Regions from separate parts of the Mus musculus genome. Here region 2 is linked to region 1. A link is a loop called in an ENCODE intact Hi-C map of the cell type or tissue named here. Cell type or tissue: heart. All regions are shown on one strand. Links, peaks and the distances in the headings refer to the core of each region. The heading gives the core; the rest is flanking DNA.

Region 1 (4,396 bases), core at 234-4,233:
TTAAAACTTAATTTCAGTGCCTTTGTCCTGAGTATTTGTGACATGCCACATGACCTGTATCAGAGGGACTCATTTGTACATTACAACTATAGTATCTCACAGTTCCAAGATGCTGTAAAAATTTACCAGGTAGGGGCTGGAGAGATGATTCAGCGGTTAAGAGCACCGGCTGCTCCTGAAGGTCGTCCTGAGTTCAAACCTCAGCAACCACATGATGGCTCACAGTCATCTGTAACGAGCTCTTCTGGATTGTCTGAAGACAGCTACAGTATACTTAAATATAATAATAAATAAATACATCTTTTTTTTTTTAATTACCAGGTAGTATTTTCTTGTAAATTTCATTTTATTTTTGGTTTGTTGGTAAAATTTAAGTAATGTTTACTTTGTAAAGGTTTTAGACTTGGGTCTGCTTATATTTAACCTGACCATCTTGGGAGAGTAAGAACAAATGACTGGTACCATTAACAGAACTTTTTGAGTACTGTTAAATAAACCGGAGCTAGAGCGATCTCTCAGTGGTTAAGAGACTTGCTGCTCTCACAGCAGTTCCAAGTACCTGCAGGTTAGAACTACCTATAATTCCAATTCCATTGGTTCCAGCACCCTTTTCTGACTTTCTTATGTACCAGGTTTGCAGGTGGTGCACAGACAAAACAATGTAGGCAAGACTATGACTCAAGACACATAAACTCAAATAAATCTAAATCCTTCCCCCAAAAAAGTATGACTTAAGCTTTTGTTGTTTTTTTTAATGCCAAATACATTCTGTTGTTTACTGACTGCCTTGAGTATTGAGAAATGGTTAAGCTATGGGAAGCTCACGTCTAGGTAATGTGCTCCTGTGTTCCATGGGTAATGCACAGTGTCGGCTTCCTAGTCTGCCTGGTGAACTGACATCTACCAGGCCCTTGCCCGTTTCCATACAGGGCACTGGGTATCGTAGAGCTGAGGTTGGACAACTTGAAGTATCCTAGCAACAAAATAACAAGGTAGAAGTAGAGTAAAAGAAAGTGAGGACTGTTACTGCTTGGGATATTACCTTTAGAGCATTGAAGATAGTTCTGAGGCTTTTCTTTTGTTTTTATTTTGACAGATAGTGATTATAGAGCACAAGTCCATCATCTGCCCAGGGTATAATGCGGTGCTGCATATTCATACCTGTATCGAAGAAGTCGAAATAACAGTGAGTTTGGTTTTTAGGATAACACATTTGTTTATTTGTTATTTGGGTTTTAAGAATGTTGTGTCCGGATAACTTCTGATTAGCATTATTAATAGATTTTTTTTTTTTTCCCATTCTGGGAGGAGGGAGTGTGGTTCATGGACAGAGGTCAGAGGACAACTTTTTGGAGTCATTTGTCTTTTTCCACTTTGAGGACCAAACTCAGGTCAAGAGACTTTTGTGGCAAGTGCTTTTACCTGAAAAGCTAGCATGCTGTCTGTCTTTTGTTTTTGTTATTTTGAGACAGGGTCCCTCTATGTAGCTTAGGCTGGCTTAGAACTTATCATCCTCCTGCTTTGGCTTCTCAAGCATTAGGATTACAGGTATTCAATACCATGCTCAGGCTACATTTATTTATATTTTTAGAGTTACTTACATTTAACATTTTAATTTTTTTCTTACCCTCTTTTCTTGGCTAGGCCTTAATCTGCTTGGTAGACAAGAAATCAGGAGAGAAAAGTAAGACTCGACCCCGTTTTGTAAAACAAGATCAAGTATGCATTGCGCGTTTAAGGACAGCAGGAACCATCTGCCTGGAGACCTTTAAGGACTTCCCTCAGATGGGACGTTTTACCTTAAGAGATGAGGGTAAGCATTATTCAGTGTCTCTGATATCAGGCTTTAGTAATCAACATTATGTAAGTACTGCTCTTACTGCAGTAGATTTCAAACAAACCCCAGATTTATGTTCTGTTCTTGAATAAACAGAATTATCATACACTACCAGTAATGTTCTATGTTGGAAAAAAATTAAATTTACTAAGACATTTCTATAATGAAGACTTTTATAGTAAGTATGAAGAATAGAAGGGTTATGTGGCTTAATTTTTTAAATTTTAATTTAATATGTAATTCACATTCTGGAGGTCATCCATTTCTACACTACCTTTGATTGATAACTTTTTTCTAATGGTCCAAAAATTCCTTGATATGAAAATGGAATGATTGTTTTGGAACATTTTCTTGTGGTCTAATGTTTCTAAGATTTTGTCTTTTGTTTGTTTGGTTGGTTTTATTTTATTTTATTTTATTTTTTAAATGAGGTCTTAAGTAGTCCAAGCTGTCCTCAAACTTACTGTCTGGTCTCAGATGATCTGATAACCCTGAACTTGTGATCTTCTTGCCTCGCCTTTGCCAGTGCGGGGAGTCTTTCATGCCCCACAGCACTCCACAGGCCACACTGTATGCCCAGCCTCATGTGTTGTTTTGACGCAGGGTCTCGTAGTGGAGCCTATGCTGGCCTCCAACTCACTGCAATCCTGCTGCCTTGGCTTCCTGAGTGCTGGGATTTCAAGTGTGAATCCCCATGTCTGGCAACTAGAAAACTACAGAAAGCTCTGTAGTTAAATAGAAAATACAGATAACCCTGATTTAACAAGGTACTTTCCAATATTAAACCATGGTGGAGAGCACAGAATAAAGCTCTTGATGCTACTTTTTCCCCACAAGCTCGATTAGCTCATGGCTTCACTGTAAACACTTTATCTTCCAAACTTGTTGATGACTTTTTTTTTAAATGATTTATTTATTTTATGTATGAGTACACCAGTGCTTCAGATACTCCAGAAGAGGGCATCAGGCCCCATTGCAGATGGTTGTGAGCCACCATGTGGTTGCTGGGAATTAAACTCAGTACCTCTGGAAGAGCAGTCAGTGCTCTTTAACCACTGAGCCATCTCTCCAGCCCCGATAATGACATTTTTATACTTAATGGTTTAACAGGTTTTTGCTTGTTTGTTTTTGAGACATCCTTTCTATGCAAGGCCCAGCTAGCCTGACAAAATCTAACGGGAAGAAGAAAAGAAAGGAAGGATGCAGGAAGATAACAGTTTAGGCTTTTCATGAGTCCTGAGTAATGAATCATGAATGTGGTTTTTGTTCTTCTACACCCTTAAGTCCCCAGGCATGCTCCTGGAGATTGTTTTCACTGAGCCACATGCTCTGTCTTTATAAAAATCACATAGGGATAGGTTTCCTTTTTAGTTGCTATACAGATATATGTGATCCTTTTTGTTTTGCTTTATTTAGCAGATTCTTTTAAGTTTAGCCATGTTGTTGAATGTGCTGTAATTAATTTTATCATCTAGTGGTATTCTGCTGTTGTACACCACTTCCAGTAAGACTCACTTAAAATGACCTAATGAACTACCATGGTTTGGGTGAACCAAAGATAGTAAATCAGGAATTTGCACAATGACAAAATTTTCTTTTGGTTAATACATTACATAAATTGCTGTTAACTACTTAAAGACGTTTTCTATTTCTCCCCCCCACCCCCCAATTTCATTTCTAGGTAAGACCATTGCAATTGGAAAAGTTCTGAAACTGGTTCCAGAGAAAGACTAAGCATTTTCTTGATGACCCTGCACAATACTGTGAGGAAAATTGACTGCAAAAGCCTACTTCACACCGCCTTCTCTTACTTTCTGCCCATTGACAAACCTCTCCCCATACTTTGCAAAGAAAATTCACAGCAAAAGTCCACATTATGTCAGCTTTCTCATATTGAGAGCTCTGCTATGCCACTGTTGAATTTTCCCAAGATTTTGCCCCCCTTTCAAACTTCGCTTCCTTGGACAGATTTGGCAATAGCTTTGTAAGTGATGTGGACATAATTGCCTACAATAATGAAAACCTACAGGAATTTTTTTATTTTTCATTTTCTTCTTAGGCATAGTTAGTCTTTTTCCCCCAGGCAGATGATTCTGAGTGTGGGAGTGTGTCTGCACATGTTAAAAAGACAACTACCATATTAATAAAATATTCAATTTGAACCCTTTCGGTATTTGAATTGCTTTTGAATACTGTTTTTTATCTTAATGTAACATTGTTGCATTAGCTTTTTAACTGCCAAGTAATTGAATACATTTTATTACTTGGATTTTTCTAAACTCTCCCTACCCACTCACTTTGAATGGAGCATTTACAAACACTGCTCAAGTTTGTATTAAAGGAAGGATTTTGGTTGAGCCCTTATATTGATGGTTAATGCATACATAAACACCTTTATGCAACTTTAACACTGCTTTACTAACTATGTCTATTGGTTATTTCCTGCCAATTAGTATGATTTCTTAAAGACAGTAAGTTGTTTGCAAATTAATAAAACAGCATTCCTGTCACCTTTGTAAGTAAAGCTTAATGAAACTATATCCCTGTGGACAGCTCCAT
Region 2 (4,396 bases), core at 96-4,095, 78 kb after region 1:
AGAAACTTGTACATTTCCTAGGTATCTCCCATGATGATATTGCTCAACAATCCAAACAATATTGGAGAAGTTTGCAAGCAAGCATGCCGGGAGTGCAGGTAACCTCCCCTCTTCCCTGGGAGCTGGGTGCCTTCCGGAGCTGCCTAGCTGGTGCTGGGTTTGTGATAGATTCAGGGTCATACTTGCAGTCCTTTACTTACTGCTTATTCCATTGGTAACTCTTCTGGGAAAACATACTTGCAGCTGGTTGATCGCCATGAACAGGCATATGGCAGCCTGTGGTATATATCTTCCAGCGATATAGGACACAGTTTTCCCGTTTAGCTCATTTGGGAAAACACTGGGTCTTGCCTTTGGCAATTCTTAGGTATGGGTAATAGGTTATGGTTTGGAGTTTTGTGTCTGTCCTACATGATTTAAATTGCTTATCCATTGTTCTCCTTGACCCACCCAAAAGCCACTGAGTTTCACAACTAGTTTCTCAGTTGAGGTTTGGCATCTACAAGTCTGTAATAATTTTATCAGATGCTTTTGCATATTTGAGACAGTTTAGTTTAACTATCAGCATATATGTATTTGTCAAGTCATAGAGCCAGACAACTATGCTGGTACAAAATGTATGGTGATTTTGTATGCTGTTTTTAGAAAAGTGTTTTCTATTATAATTGATCTTTCATTGTTCAAGGTCCTTGGTAATCAAATAATGCCTGGATTACTTAACATGGAGATAAAGTTTGTATGTGCTCAGTGTCTGAGAAATGGCCAAGTCATTGAACCAGACAGGAACAGAAAGTACTGCAGTGCCAAAGCACAGCATTCGTAAGTATGTGTGGACGCCTGTAAGTCCCTGTGCTCCATAGGGTCCAGTCACGCAAGTAGAGGAGAGCAGGACACTGAAGAGTCAGTAACTAGCTGTGGTAACAATGAAAAGCAAGAGGCTCTGGAGGATCTAGTAGCTGATATTTCTTGAGTAGCATTTTGTTTGGCTTTACCACTTTCTTTGTTTAGTTTGTACTGAATGCTGAAAAGTGTCAAGAGGAGGTGAGACAGTAGACACGCAAGGCATCTCTTAGAAGGGTTGAGAAGACTCTTTGGCCCTCTGGGTGCACATGCTGTGCTCGCTTTTTATGTAATGTTTTTTGCCCGAGTGTTGTTTTTTCTGAACTCCATTTTTTTTAGGTGGACCAAAGAACGTCGTGCAATGAGAGCGATGTCTTTTGAACGTAAGAAGTGGATGAACATCCGTCCTCTCCCCACAAAGAAACAAATGCCTTTACAGTTTGATGTACATACGTAATTTTTAAGCCACTTTTTAAAATTAGGCACTTTCAATTACTAGAAAGTAGTGCTAATTCATACTGAAGCTGAAAGCCCTTTAAGTACTGCTCCTCAGTTGGGATGAAACTGAAGCTGTTTGGTTTTCTTCCTTGCTCCATGGTGTATGTGTGTGATTAACAGTTTCATATTGACTGCTACTTCCTAGGTTACGTAGACAGAGTAAACAGATAACCAGAACTGAGGGAAAGTTAGGGCATAATTTAACTAATCTTTCAAAGGATTTATTTTGGGGACCGAATGAGGATTTCCTTTTATTTTATCTGAGTTGGAGGTGAAGCCAGGGCCACCTTTCTTGTCAGCATTGCTAGACACAGTTGCTCTCATTTTTCTTGTTGCACCTTGGTTGTTTCACTACAACATGGAATGCAAGCTAAAAGCCACTCAAAGATGCCAGGCAGAAGTGGCACACTGCTTTAATCCAGTAATCGAGAGGCGGAGGCGGAGGCAGGAGGATCTCTGCAAGTTGGAGGTCAGCCTGGTCTACAGAGGTCATTCCAGGACAGCCAGAGCTATACAGAGAAACCTTGTCTCAACCCCACACCCCAACACACACACACACACACACACACACACACACACACACACACACACACAAAGACACAGAGAAACCTTGTCTCAACCCCACACCCCAACACACACACACACACACACACACACACACACACACACACACACACACACACACACACACACACACAAAGACACTCAAAGATATAAGACTTGCTAAGGTGGCCCAGAAGAGAACGTCAGTGCCAGCGATGTACACGTACACTCATATTTTCCACACCATACCATCTTAGCAGAATTCACTTAGATCGCAGCGAGGGAGCTGCTCTGCTACGTACGAAACCCCGACCCAGAAGCAGGTCGTCTACGAATGGTTTAGCGCCAGGTTCCACACGAACGTGCGTTCAACGTGACGGGCGAGAGGGCGGCCCCCTTTCCGGCCGCACCCCGTTTCCCAAGACGAACGGCTCTCCGCACCGGACCCCGGTCCCGACGCCCGGCGGGGGGAGACCCCGCGCCGCCGCGGGGACGACGCGGGGACCCCGCCGAGCGGGGACGGACGGGGACCCGGCTATCCGGGGCCAACCGAGGCTCCTTCGGCGCTGCCGTATCGTTCCGCCTGGGCGGGATTCTGACTTAGAGGCGTTCAGTCATAATCCCACAGATGGTAGCTTCGCCCCATTGGCTCCTCAGCCAAGCACATACACCAAATGTATTTCACTCATGCAGTGGCACCTCTTGTTTTGGGAGGGACTTAAGTGGCCATGACAATACCAAAACTAGGCAGGTCAATTATCTATGGACTTGTCCTTTTTTTTTTTTTTTTTTTTTTTTTTTGGTTTTTCGAGACAGGGTTTCTCTGTGCAGCCCTGGCTGTCCTGGAACTCACTCTAGACCAGGCTGGCCTCGAACTCAGAAATCCGCCGCCTCTGCCTCCCGAGGGCTGGGATTAAAGGCGTGGCCACCATTGCCCGGCTGGGACTTGTCTTTTCACAAGACGGTCCAGAGGCGTCACACTGTGATGTGACAGATAGGGACATGTGGAGTATTGACAAGCAACATGCCAGGACGTCTCGTCCGAGAAGCCAGGCACACATCCTCTTTGTGGCTGGAGAGTGAAGGAAGCACACAATGAGCATTGCATCGCCTGTGTGTGTGTGTGTACCGCCTGTGTGTGCATCACCTGTGGGTGTGTGCATCGCCTGTGTGTGTGCATCTTGTAGCTTTGGAAAGCTTAGTGCGAGACACAAGGCCAGTCTTTGCTAGGCAGCGATCTGCTCTAACTGAAGGATGAGGATGTATTATTAGAGAGTTGGCTAGAACAGGGCAACTGGGTTGGGTTGTAGCTCAGTGATAGAGTACTTGTCTAGCATGTGTGAGGTCCTGAGTTCAATCCCCAGAACTACCAAAACAAATAACTTGTTCTTCGTGTAGTTCCTGAGGACTGCCCAGGACTGTTGATTTCTCTTTAAACTTGGATGTGGTGAGCTCTCTCCTGACACCACACTTCAGCAGCTTTATTGACTCTGGTACCCTAACCCATCTGATAGATGTTATAGGGACCCATTTTCTAGAATAAATTGTATGTATGTGCGTGTGCATGTGTGTGGTAGAGATTGGGGGGGGGAATAGAAACACCCTCTTTCAGAAGGGGCCTGTAACATTCTGTAGCTTCATTTGCCTATCTGGTAAATGGGCTCATTATACCATAAGGCCAGTGATCTGTTATGGGAGTCTCAGAAACGAAGTGCCCTGCCTGGCCCTGCACTCCCTGTTCCTTATCTTTGAGTAACTGGCTAAGGCAGGGATTGCAGTTCACACCTGTAACTCCAGCACTTAGAAAGCAGAGGCACAAGACTCACCACAAGTTTAAGGCTACCCTGGCTTAAGGCCAGCCAGGGCTACATAAACAGATCGTTTCTCAAAGTCTTAAACAAAAGAAAACAAAGAAAAAGAATGTACCCGAGTCCCTGATCAAGCTGACTTAACACATAGACTGCTGGCCGCATGTAGGCTTTCATGTGCGGTTACTGATTTTCATCCCAGGAGAAAATGTAGTGTTGAGAGTTTTGCAAAGCAGATACTGAGCATTCACTGTTCTGTAAGGGAAGTGGTGGGAAAGGCCAGCTCCGGCGAAGAGCAGCCCAGCTAGCAATTAAGGGTTTTCCCGCATCACAGCTAGCCGGCTGCTGAGACGGAGGGGTGAGCTTTCTTGGTGATGGAGGATCGCCTGTTTCCTGGTGATTCTCAGAGAACACTTGTCTGCTGAGTGCTGTCACTTCATTCTCCTACTCCCGCCTCCCTGCTCCTGTCGTTAGTTAAAACCCCACGTAACTAGAGGAGCGCTGTGGGAAGCCTCTCAATTCTCCCACCTGGTTAGTGCAGCAGGCATCTTCAGATACACGATGGATCTAGACTTGTGGCTAAGGTTAGCTTTCGGTGTGGGGTCATTAGCACTTTGAGTCAGGAAGCTTCCTAGCGCTGTCTGATAATCTGTGGAGCAAGCTGCGTTCTTTCTGTCCCCAGTTCTGGGGTGGAAGTTCTGTGGTTT

The links. A loop is a pair of places that touch in the nucleus more often than their neighbours do. Peaks named below come from ENCODE experiments on the same cell type or tissue, not always from the same donor. Only the 100,000 strongest peaks of a DNase experiment are listed, where the experiment ranks them.
Region 2: it touches region 1 in a loop (2.4-fold over the local background); 3 of 42 quality-filtered maps call a loop at or near these places.

The regions. Positions count from the first base shown.
Region 1 is chr16:11,220,002-11,224,397 of GRCm38, reverse strand. Gspt1 (G1 to S phase transition 1) reads left to right here. Exons shown (of 15, transcript NM_146066.2): 13 at 1,097-1,186; 14 at 1,645-1,813; 15 at 3,519-4,396. The coding sequence ends at 3,571. 2610020C07Rik (RIKEN cDNA 2610020C07 gene) reads right to left here. Exons shown (of 3, transcript NR_038156.1): 2 at 1,043-1,161; 3 at 1-273. Among named protein-coding and RNA genes, the nearest start is that of 2610020C07Rik, 19 kb to the right of the region's middle. In heart, for the core only: no CTCF peak of the experiment used is centred there; no DNase peak of the experiment used is centred there.
Region 2 is chr16:11,142,069-11,146,464 of GRCm38, reverse strand. It overlaps Zc3h7a (zinc finger CCCH type containing 7 A), which reads left to right. Exons shown (of 23, transcript NM_145931.3): 17 at 22-98; 18 at 686-819; 19 at 1,180-1,285. Among named protein-coding and RNA genes, the nearest start is that of Txndc11, 9.7 kb to the right of the region's middle. In heart, for the core only: no CTCF peak of the experiment used is centred there; DNase peaks (open chromatin) are centred at 2,229 and 2,544; H3K4me3 peaks cover 402 bases.